Linked DNA regions of Homo sapiens: region 1 is linked to region 2. A link is a contact called in ENCODE Hi-C or POLR2A ChIA-PET data. All regions are on one chromosome and are shown on one strand. The core of a region is the stretch at or near the end of the contact, and the rest is flanking DNA. Distances in the headings are between cores, read along the strand shown.

Evidence for each region. A loop is a pair of places that touch in the nucleus more often than their neighbours do. ChIA-PET counts read pairs that join two places held with the same protein, here RNA polymerase II (POLR2A). Pooled maps may share reads with other maps.
Region 1: a loop to region 2 is called in a pooled map, with 4 times the contacts of the local background. The contact joins two enhancer-like sites. A Hi-C loop is called at or near these places in 7 of 50 pooled maps. POLR2A ChIA-PET finds 5 or more read pairs at or near these places in 2 of 52 experiments (activated CD4-positive, alpha-beta T cell and activated naive CD4-positive, alpha-beta T cell).

Annotation. Positions count from the first base shown.
Region 1 is chr7:114,900,320-114,906,486 of GRCh38, reverse strand. No RefSeq gene overlaps it. Among named protein-coding and RNA genes, the nearest start is that of MDFIC, 19 kb to the left of the region's middle. Within about 2 kb of position 4,531, at least 2 of the 41 ENCODE cell types and tissues checked have a DNase peak (open chromatin) inside an H3K27ac peak, as active enhancers do.
Region 2 is chr7:114,816,398-114,822,696 of GRCh38, reverse strand. No RefSeq gene overlaps it. Among named protein-coding and RNA genes, the nearest start is that of MDFIC, 100 kb to the left of the region's middle. Within about 2 kb of position 2,901, at least 6 of the 41 ENCODE cell types and tissues checked have a DNase peak (open chromatin) inside an H3K27ac peak, as active enhancers do.

The DNA.
Region 1 (6,167 bases), core at 3,282-5,781, 82 kb before region 2:
TCTCCAAAATCGATTTAACTGTTTCAAATGCTCTAACTTTTCATAAGAATTTTAGAATGATCTTGTGTATTATGTATTTCTTGAAAACAGCCTGGTGGAATTTTGAAAAGGATTGCATTGAATCTATAAATATAGTAAGAATGAACATCTTAATACTGAGTCTCTTGATCAATAATAATCTTATGTCTCTCTATGTATTTATGTTTTCTTTAATGTCAGTAATGTTTACAATTTTGAATGTCGAGGCACTTTTTTTTGCATTTATTACTAAGTATGTTTGTCAGGAACTATGTAGCATCTGAGATTTTACCTACTTGCAAGCTAACAAGATAACCTGTCATAGTTGCATGGACGTTAGCAGAAGACAAGAGACTGCCGTCAGAGACAAAGAAGAGTTTATTAATCACAGTGATAGCAGTAGCCAGAGTATCAGCATTTATATATATATTATATAATAAACTCCCATATATAGATATATCTATATATCTATATATGGGAGTTTATTAAGTATTAACTTACACAATCGCAAGGTGGTGACAAAGAAATTTGGAGAAGAGGTATAAGAATGGACCTCTCTGAGTGGTCAAAAACTGTGAAGATATTTATATCCCATGTGAGTGCTCACCAACGAGTGCCTCAGCAGAGGAGAATTTTAATAATCAAGTGGATAGAATGGCCTGATCTGTGGACACCAGTCGGCCTGTTTCCCTAGCCACCCCTGTCATTGCCCAGTGGGCCCATGAACAAAGTGGCCATGATGGCAGGGATGGAGGTTGCACATGGGCTCAGCAACATGGACTTCCACTCACCAAGGCTGACCTGGCTACAGCCACTGCTGAGTGCCCAATTTGTCAGCAGCAAAGACCAACACTGAGCCCTCGATATGGCACCATTCCTCAGGGTGATCAGCCAGCTACCTGGTGGCAGGTTGATTGTACTGGACCTCTTCCAACATGGAAAGGGCAGAAGTTTGTCCTCACTTGAATAGACACTTACTACTCTGGATGTGGGTTTGCCTATCCTGAACGCAATGCTTCTGCCAAGACTACCATCCATGGACTCATAGAATGTCTTATCCACAGTCATGGTATTCCACACAGCACTGGCTCTGACCAAGGCACTCATTTTATGGCTAAAGAAGTGCAGCAGTGGGCTCATGCTTATGGAATTCACTGGTCTTACCATGTTCCCCATCACCCTGAAGCAGCTGGATTGGTAGAACAGAGGAAAGACCTTTTGAAATCACAATTATAATGCCAACTAGGTGACAATACTTTGCAGGGCTGGGGCAAAGTTCTCCAGAAGGCCGTGTATGCTCTGAATCAGCATCCAATATATGGTACTGTTTCTCTCATAGCCAGGATTAATGGATCTAGGAATTAAGGAGTGGAAGTGGAAGTGGAACCACTCACCATCATCCCTAGTGATCCACTAGCAAAATTTTTGCTTTCTATTCCCACAACATTACGTTCTGCTGGCCTAGAGGTCTAAGCTCCAGAGGGAGGAACGCTGCCACCAAGAGACACAACAACGATTTCATTAAACTGGAAGTTAAGATGGCCACCCGGACACTTTGGGCTCCTCCTACGTTTAAGTCAACAGACTAAGAAGGGAGTTACAGTGTTGGCTGGGGTGATTGACCCGGACTATCAAGATGAAATCAGTCTACTACTCCATAACGAAGATAAGGAAGAGTATACATGGAATACAGGAGATCCATTAGGGCATCTCTTAGTATTACCATGTCCTATGATTAAGGTCAATGGGAAACTACAATAGCGCAATCGAGGAAGGACTACAAATGGTCCAGACCCCTGAGGATTGAAGGTTTGGGTCACTCCACCAGGAAAAAAAAAAACGTGATCTGCTGAGGTGCTTGCTAAAGGCAAAGGGAATACAGAATGGGTAGTAAAAGAAGGTAGTCATCAATACCAACGATGACCACGTGACCAGCGGCAGAACCAAGGACTGTAACTGTCATGAGTATTTCCACCTTCTTTTGTTAAAAATATGTTTGTCCATGTATACACTTGTACTAAGAAAATATCTTCATTTTATTTTCTTTTCCTTTATCATGTGACATAAGATTTATTGACTTCATATCAGCATTTAAATATTGTTAACTTTATGTAATAGCATTTGGGTTGGGGATTGGTCCATTTCTGGTTGTACAAAGGACAGTTGTATTATGTTAGGCATAATTATGACATTATTGTCTTTATTTGAAGATTATATGTGATCTCAGGAGTTGTGTATGGGTTCAAGTTGAAAAGGGGTGGACTTGCCCAGGCACAGTGGCTCATGCTTGTAATCCCAGCATTTTGGGAAGCCGAGGCGGAAGAATCACCTGAGGTCAAGAGTTCGAGACCAGCCTTGCCAACATGGGGAAACCCTGCCTCTGCTAAAAATACAAAAATTAGCTGGGTGTGGTGGCTGGCACCTGTAATCCTAGCTACTCAGGAGGCTGAGGCAGGAGAATTACTTGAACCAGGGAGGCGGAGGTTGCAGTGAGCCAAGATCGCACCATTTGCACTCCAACCTGGGTGACAAGAGCAAGACACCATCTCAAAAAAAAAAAAAAAAAAGAAAGAGAAAGGGGTGGACTTGTGATGGTTAATACTGAATGTCAACTTGATTGGATTAAAGTATGCAAAGTATTGACCTAGGGTGTGTCTCTGAGGTCGTTGCCAAAGGAGATTAACATTTGAGTCAGTGGGCTGGGGAAGGCAGACCCACCCTTCATCCTGTGGGCACAATCTGATCAGCTGCCAGCGAATTTAAAGCTGGCAGAAATATGAAAAGATTAGACTGGCCTAGCCTCCCAGCCTACATCTTTCTCTCATGCTGGATGCTTCATGCCCTGAAACATCAGACTCTAAGTATTTCCGTTTTAAGACTCAGACTGTCTCTCCTTGCTCTTCAAGCTTGCAGATAGCCTATTGTGGAAACTTGCGATTGTGTAAGTTAATACATATATACATATATATATATATGTATGGGAGTTTATGTATATATATAGGGGATATATATATAGATAGATATAGGATATATATATAAAAGCATAGGATATATATATAGATAGATACTAATAGGATATATATATCCTATTAGTTCTGTCCCTCCAGGGAATCCTGACTAATACACTCACCTATGAGATTGTTGACATAATGCTTTCTTATGCATAGTTGGACTAAGGTGCCAGTTTTTCATAAGTTATTGACTACAGGCCTCATGCAATTTCTTGCTATATGTACCTCTCTATAAAATATCACAACGTGACACGTAGCTTCATCAGAGCAAGTGAGAAAGTGGGCAAGAGAGTGCCAGAAAGAGTGTGAGCAAGGGAGAAGACACCTGAAGACACAAGTGATATCTCATCACTTTTGTCATATTTGTTGGTTTGAAGCAGGTGACTAGGTGTAGCCTACCCTAAAGAAGAGTAGATCGCATGAGGGGGTAAATAGTAAGTGGTGGGGATCATTGGGAACCATATCAGAAGCTTCCTTCCATAGTGTGTTTAATCATCATAACCTTTCTGTGATATTCTCTAGAGTTTTCTTAATGCATGTATTTAAAGCTCTATGGTTAGAAAACAAATATAGTACCAAGAATCTACTTCCCAAGTCTGCATTTTATTCAAAAACTCTATTGAAGTGTTATTGTATATTTGTATGTCTTTTCTAAGAAAATTTTGCCTGCACTGAGATCACAGATTTTCTGTTTTATCTGGTGTCAGTTTTGGTAAACTGTATTTCAAGAAGTTAAAATTTTTGGCACAATGTTATCGTTAACATTCTCCTGTTACTCTTTTAATATGCATAGGATATGCCATGATAATCCATCACTTGTTCTTGATATTACCCACACTCTCTATCTTTCTGTATTTTCTTGTTCTGTCTAGTAGGGGCTTATCAATTTTATTGTTCCTTTTAAAGAATCCACTTTTTAATTCTAAAATTTTCTTGGTTGCTGGTCTATTTCATTGATTTCTACTCTATATTTTTCTTTTTTTTTCTATGCATAATGGGTTTAATTTGCTCTACTGTTTCTAGGTTCTTAAGGTGCATCATTGATTTGGAACTTTCTTCTTCTCACATAGAAATATTTAAAGCCATTATTTTCCCCCTAAACACTGCTTTAGCTCTGTATCACCAAGTTTGACATATTGTATTTTCAATATCACTGTTAAAAATATTATCTAATTTTCATTGCAATGTCTTCTAAGACCCATGAATTATTTATCAGTGAGTTGTTATTTTACAAATGTTCAAGGTTTTCCTGGGTATCTGTGATGGCTAATATTGAGTGTCAACTTCATTGGATTGAAGAATGCAAAATATTGTTCCTAGGCGTGTCTGTGAGGGTGTTGCCAAAGGGGATTAACATTTGAGTCACTAGACTGAGAGAGGCAGACCCACCCTCAATCTGGGTGGGCACCATCTAATCAGCTGCCAGCACAGCTAAGATAAAAGCAGACAGAGGAATGTGGAAGAACTAGACTGGCTGAGTCTTCTGGCCTCAATCTTTCTCCCTCACTGGATGATTCATGCCTTGAACATCAGTCTCCAAGTTCTTCAGCTTTTTGAATCTTGGACTTACACCAGTGGTTTTCCAGGGGCTCTGGAGCCTTTGGCCACAGACTGAAGGCTGCACTGTTGGCTTTTCTACTTTTGAGGTTTTGGGACTCAGACTGTCTTCCTTGCTCCTCAGCTTGCAGATGGCCTATTGTGGGACTTCACTTTATGTCTGTGTGAGTCAATACTCCTTAATAAACTCCCCTTCATATCTACATCTATTCTATTAGTCCTGTCCCTCTAGAGAACCCTGACTAGTAAAATACCTTATTGTTGCAAATTTCTAACTTGATTTTACTCCGCTCAGAGAATATACCTTGCATAATTTAATTTCTTTTAAATATATTGTGATTTGCTTAACTGCCCTGCAAATGCTCTTAGTAAACATACCATGAGTGCTATACTTAATATTTTGTATTGTAAATATCAGTTCGTTCAAATTTTATAATATTTTTCAGATCTTCTGTGTGTTTACTGATATTTTGTGTAGTTTTTTCTATAAATTTCTGAGAAGGTGGTGCTAAAAATATCTTTTGTGAGATACAGTTCTCCTTGGACCTCTTGCATTCCTATGTATTTTGCTGGGTGTGCCAATACTGCAAAGCTCTGATCCTTCTTTTACCTGGGCCATTTTTGGGGGTTGTTAATGTCACTGATAGCATTGAGAGAAAAAGTGCCATCCCCCAGCCTCCAGAAAAGCTGCGTACTCACCTACTGCTTGTAATAAAAGCAGTGGCTTCCCCAGTCTGAATTTCTGAGATACATTATGCACCCATCTGAGCCCATCCTGTTTCCCTCATGAGACTTGGGGGCAAAGAGAACTGATAGAAGTATGCTAATGCTTATGCTGCTTGCCATGAAAAATAATTCCTTTTTTTCTGACCCAAGAGCCTTGTATTTTCAGTCAGCATCCATGAAACAGTAGTTGGCTAATTTCTCATAAGTAGGGTAAATTCAAATACCAGATCCAATATTCTACTGTGATGATAGATTGATTTATTTCTCTTTATAATTCTATAAATTATTGATGAAGTAAAAAGCTATACTGTATAAGCCCATGTGGCAAGGAGTGGCAGGTGGCCTCCAAGAACTGTTAGAAGCCTCTAGGAATTGAGAGTGGCCTCCTGTTGATAGTTAGTAAAAAGTTGGAGCCCTCTGATACAGTTTGGATATTTGTTCCCCCAAATCTCATGTTAAAATGTAATTGCCAATGTTGGAGGTGGGACCTGGTGGGAGGTGTGTGGGTCATGGGACAGATCCCTCATAGCTTGTTGCTGTTCTTGTGATAGTGAGTTCTTGTAAGATCTGGTTATTAAAAAGTGTGTGGCACCCCCCACCACTCTCACTCTTGCTCCTGCTACCTCCATGTGATATACCTGCTCCCTCTTCACCTTCCACCATAATTGGGAGCTTCCTGAGGCCCTCACCAGAAGCAGATGACAGCACCATGCTTCTTGCACAGCCTGCAGAACTGTAAGCCAGTTAAACCTCTTTTCTTTATAAATTACCCAGTCTTAGGTATAGCAACAAAAGGACAGCTTAACAGGCCCACAGTCATACAAATAAATTCTGCAAACAATTGGAATGAGCTAG
Region 2 (6,299 bases), core at 1,652-4,151:
ATTATCATCTGGAAGATTACTAATATATGGCATATCAGAGTCATCTCTATATTAAATATTTCAGATGACGAGCATTAAGAAATCTGTAACTACTTAGATTATGTTGAATGCATAAACAAAGGCTAAGTCCATTATGTTATAGGATGGCATGTTATAAAATTGTGTTCTAACAGATTTGAAGAATAAAAAAATTAAGATTTTTGGGCTTCTTTTTAGAGTAGCAAATATTTCTACTTTGGGTCCATTGTACCTGCAACTCTTACACTCTATAGCATTGGTGTTCAAAGTTTAGCTCATCCAAGTCACCCGGATAGCTTGTTAAACCACAAATTGCTGGGCACCACTCTCAGAGATTCTGATTAGGTAAACCTGTGATGGGGACTGAGAATTTGCATTGCTAACAAGTTCCCAGGTGAGGCTGCAGCTGCTAGCTGAGAATCTACACTTTCAGAACCTCTGCTTTATAGTTTTCAAAAATTGTTAAAATAATGTGTGGATAGTCCATGTTAAAATATATCTTACTACAATATTTTAGTGGGAGCTAAAGGAAGCATATATGAACTATATTCACAATTTACATTACTAAGTAAATTATGCAGTACAAAATCCTGTCAATCAAAATCAATGAGACAGTCACTACATTCAGAATTTGAACAGCCTTGACTTTTTATTGAGACATGCCCAGAATCTGCCCACAGACCAAGGGAGAAACTTGTTAAAAAAAAAAAAAAATGTGTACTGTCACAAGGCCCATAATATTTGGAATGCAGGCAAATTAGCTCAAATGATCATCCTCCAAAGGGAAATAATTTGCTAGAGTTTTTAAAAGGTAAAGAAATGACTACTTCCAGCCCAGAGCCAACTTTTTTTTTAATTTAATGAGAATATTCACATAACACTTTCCATGACAGCTTCTGCTTTCCATCACTCAACTCTTTGTGAAAATAGTCCATTTTTGGCTTACTGACTGTATGTTTGGGCTTAATCCAAGAATGAACTTCTTGAAAGGTTTTAAAAAATGGTTTCAGTTGTTTTTAATTCCTGACTGCTTCAAATAAAGAAAACAAACTATAAAAAGGGTAGTAGGACTTTAATTGCATTTTTTTGCATTTAAATATCAGATAACTTCCTAATGGACCTTTACATATCTATGTCCTCTACAGAAATCCCATACCTTCCTCAATTTGAAAAGACAAGTGAGATTAGAAAAAGATTGGCGGCTGAAAGTGTCCTGTGAGAAAACACACACAAAAGCATATGTGTGTCCCGAACTCTTGAGTATGCACATTTAAGAGGCGCCAGCCAACTCGATCTTTCTTCTTCTGGTAAACATGCCTCACTGGGTATTCAAAGAGCCCATTCCGTAAGAGACCATGCAGTATTGTTTATAATTTTTATCGGTGTGGTTTTTCTCACCACCTACTTAAAAGTTCATTTTTTCTCCTTTTCTCTACTTCTTTGCTTCTCCTTTCCTTATAAGAAAAAAAGGCAAACTCAGCAAACCTAAGGCATTAGACAGAGAAGACATTCTTATGAAGACTATTTTTAACATTCTCTTAGTTTACATCTTCCTCATCTTTGAAGCTGACAGTATGTATAGGGTAAAAGTTCCTGAGTACAGAACAACACACAGAGTGTATCCTGAAGTGGCAGTTTCTAGCCAAGGAAAGGCTTCTGAGACAAAGGTAGTCCAGTTCTAAACAAACATAACTTTCCTCTTCCCAAATAAAAGGGTTCTTCAATAGCTGATGATATTCATTTTTTTAATGTTTAGTGACATCTTAATACCCTTATAAACACAGTCTCTATATTTGTGTCATTATTAGATATGTTTAGTGTCTTTTAATACTGGTGGGGTTATTCTATCCTATGTAGACCTAGAATTTCTAGCTGCAAATAATTTCAAATTTTTCATGACTACTTCCCAATTAACTCCAACTCACAGTGATCCTTTCAACTCATGTGGCATCTATTTTTGCCACCACTTTTTTTTTTTTTTTTTTTTTTGAGACGGAGTCGCACTGTTGCCCAGGCATGAGCGGAGTGGCACAATCTTCTCGGCTTTTTGCAACCTCCACCTCCTGAGTTTAAGTGATTCTCCTCCCTCGGCCCCCGCAGTAGCTGGGATTACAGGCGCCCACCACCATGCCTGGCTAATTTTTGTTTAGTAGAGACAGGGTTTCACCACGTTGGCCAGGCTGGTCTCGAACTCCTGACCTCTAGTGATCCACCCGCCTCGGCCTCCCAAAGTGCTGGGATTACAGGAGTGAGCCACCGCGGCCAGCCGCCACCACTCTTTTCATATTTATTTGAAATGATCTTGTGGTGTTGCTAGCTAACTTTTTGTGAACATGTGTGCTATCTACCTAATTAAATTGTAAGTGCCCTGAGGACAGAGAGCTGAGGGAATTTGAGGTGTCACCATAACTTACACATGAAGAACACTCCGTGAGAGTGTGCTGACATATAGGTGGGGATGGCTGAGTCAGCCCTCTAACCTGGGAGTGGGGATGGCTGGAGTGAATGAAAAGGATATCAAAACATGCAGAGAATGATTCCCTATCCTATTTAGGGTTTCCTTGGCTAAAAGCAAACCCAGGACAGGAGGCTGGAAGAGGAGGGAAGAGCAACTATGTAATGATCTACAGGAATTACTCCCGGCTGAAGAAATGGCATATGGAAAGAATGGCAGTTAAGAGGTACAAAGGGAGAAATATCTACTGTGTAACAGGTATAGTTGCAGCCAACCAACTGTTTTGGTGCCTTTTAGTGAGCTATATTAGTCTGTAAGGTAGGAAAAGGGCGGTACCCTAGAAGGAAAGGCTGACTTTAACACCAGGAATGCACAAACACATGCTGAGGTTGTGCAAGGAAAAAGCTGGAAATAGGCCAAGGAACTTCATTTATGCCAAGTCATTAGAAGACTCATCCTCTCAAGACACCCTTTATACTATATGCCAGGAATAGTATCTGTCCTTGCCTGGCCAGATGTCCAACTGGCTCCTTTAGCTTTTCTATTTCTGTTAGCTATATAGTGAAAGAGTTTTCCCTTTTAAAATCAGACTGTTGTGATTATAGACAGAGGCCGTGGGCAGATTTGCTAGTCGTTTGTCTACCAAAGGGTCTAGCCCTTCTATGCTGAAACGTTCTTCAAAGAATAAGTGAATGCATTACTGTTAGGGGAAAATATGCATTCACAGTTATAATTAAGATAATCTTTTAAATCATTTTCTGATGTGCAAGCTTGTTCTTTCCCACCTTCTCACACACACATCTATTTATATATGGCTTAGTGCTTATGCCATCATATATGTGTGCTGAAGGGTGATGCAGGTATTATATCTTGGAATTGAATAGTTCAGGTCCAAGCCTCAGTTTTATCATTTAGTATTCAGAAATAAATATATGCACATATGTGAGCATACATATGTTTACTTAGTATTTTGTAACTGTCCCCTAGTTATTAATTTGCTTTTCTACATGTAGAGTACTTTTAGAAAATATGAACTCGTGCATTTCCTACAACAGTTGAGTATATTATTATATACTGTTATATATAATATTTATATTGGTTGAGTATATAATAATGTATAAACATTATTATGGACTCAACTGTTGTAGTTTCCTACAAGAGTTGTAGCAAATAAGAGTTCATATTTTCAAAACTGTCTACATGCTAAAATAGAAATCTACACTGAAGCATGCCAACTGTTTAACTATGCAAATAAATGTCATAAAATAATTTAGAAGCCTAAATTAAGAATGTTGTATCTAAGTGAAACAACTGCGGGAACAGAGATCAACAGAAATTAATTACACCCAGGAAATTTGGACAGGACATCAACAAGAGCATGGACCATGAAATCTTCAGTGACCCAAACAGTTAAGAAATTGCAACCAAGAGCTATAACTTTCATCCAGAGAGACAGATGCTTTCACCAAGTGTGATAATTTTTTAATCCTCATATTCTGTCATGACTCAACCCATGTGGCTAGGGTGAGCAATGCTTACTGACTCACATACTAGTGTGATGGGGGTAGTTGTGGAGTAGTTACTATTCTTTCTGTGTGGATGGGTATTTCGAGATTTATGCAGCAGGTATGTAGAAAAAAAAGATAAACATGGGTATTGGTCAAGGCCATCATGCTACACAACTACGGGAAACACCATTTCTACTATCGTGTGTGTGTGTGTGTGTGTGTGTGTGTATATCTCCTTCTTCCTTAAATTTGGCCATGAAGAGCAACAAGGCTATATAAGGAGGCCTGACTTGGATTCTGGTTCTACCACTGCCACTTACCAGTTATATGAACTTGAACAAATCATCTCACCTTCCTGAACTCTAAGAACTCTAAGGTTTCTTGGTTTATTCTGTGTGCTGTGGAGTCGTTTGCCAATCTGGTGAAAGTTATAGATGCTTCCTCAGAATAAGGTTTTTAATGGCATAAAATAATACAGAATGTTGAAGAATCCAATTATTATTTTTTCTAATGTAGTAATAAATGTGTTTATTATTATATTAAATATCATTATCAAGATATGGGTCCCATAAATACCATAATTTTGAACTATAATGAAGGTAAACAATATTTTGAGATATCTGCAACTGTAATGTGATATAAAAATATATCTGTTGACAAAATTATAGATACCTATACTATTATTGCTATTTATTGCTTACGTTCATTAAGTAAGTAAATGCTAAATTTCAGTTGGGGGTTAGCAAAAATGAAGGGTAATTTTTTCCTGATGTAAGTTCAAGGACTACTTTTATTTTATCTATGAACCACAAGTTAAAAACCATTCCTCGGCCAGGTGCGGTGGCTCATTTCTGTAATCCCAGCAATTTGGGAGGCCGAAGCAGGTGGATCCCCTGAGGTCAGAAGTTCGAGACCAGCCTGACAAACATGGAGAAACCCAACCTCTACTAAAAACAAAATAGAAAATTAACCACGTGTGGTGGCACATACCTGTGATCTCAGCTACTCGGGAGGCTGGGGCAGGAGAATCACTTGAACCCGGGAGGCAGAGGTTGCAGGGAGCCGAGATCCCACCATTGCACTACAGTCTGGGCAACAAGAGTGAAACTCAGTCTCAAAAAACAAACAAACAAACAAACAAAAAATTGCTTTTTTATTATACTTTAAGTTCTGGGGTACATGTGCACAATGTGCAGGTTTGTTACATAGGTGTACATGTGCCATGTTGGTTTGCTGCAACCATCAACTCATCATTTACATTAGGTATTTCTCCCAGTGCTATCCCTCCCCGAGCCCCCAACTCCCAACAGGCCCCGGTGTGTGATGTTCCCCCTCCCTGTGCCCATGTGTTCTCATCGTTCAACTCCACTTACGAGTGAGAACATGCGGTGTTTGGTTTTCTCTTCCTGTGTTACTTTGCTGAGAATGATGGTTTCCAGTTTTATCCATGTCCCTGCAAAGGACATGAACTCACCTTTTTTATGGCTGTATAGTACTCCATGGTGCAAATGTGCCACATTTTCTTTATCCAGTCTATCGTTGATGGGCATTTGGGATGGTTCCAAGACTTTGCTATTGTGAACAGTGCCGCAATAAACATACATGTACATGTGTCTTTATAGTAGAATGATTCATAATCCTTTGGGTATATACCCAGTAATAGGATTGCTGGATCAAGTGGTATTTCTAGTTCTAGATCCTTGAGGAATTGGCACACTGTCTTCCACAATGGTTGAACTAATTTACACTCCCACCAACAGTGTAAAAGTGTTTCTATTTCTCCACATCCTCTCCAGCATCTGTTGTTTCCTGACTTTTTAATGATTACCATTCTAAATGGTGTGAGGTGGTATTTCATTGTGGTTTTGATTTGCATTTCTCTAATGACCAGTGATGGTGAGCATTTTTTCAAAAGTGTGTTGGATGCATAAATGTCTTCTTTAGAGAAATGTCTTTTCATATCCTTCGCCCACTTTTTAATGGGGTTGTTTTTTTCTTGTAAATTTCTTTAAGTTCTTTGTAGATTCTGGATATTAGCCCCTTGTCAGATTAGTTTTTACCCATTTATGTAAAAACAGGGAAATGACATCTGCCTTCCAGAACTCACTGAGCTTTGCTAGGATCAAATTAGGTAAAGTTAATTCAACAAATATTTAGTGGATCATTTCTATGTGCCAGGCACTGTTTTAGGGCCTAGGGATACAGCAGTGAACGTAAGAGACACTGTCTAATGGAATAAATGTTTTAGATGTGGATGCCAGACATTAAATGTATATGTTGTGAGAGGGGATGGTACAGTGATAAGAAAAATAAACCAG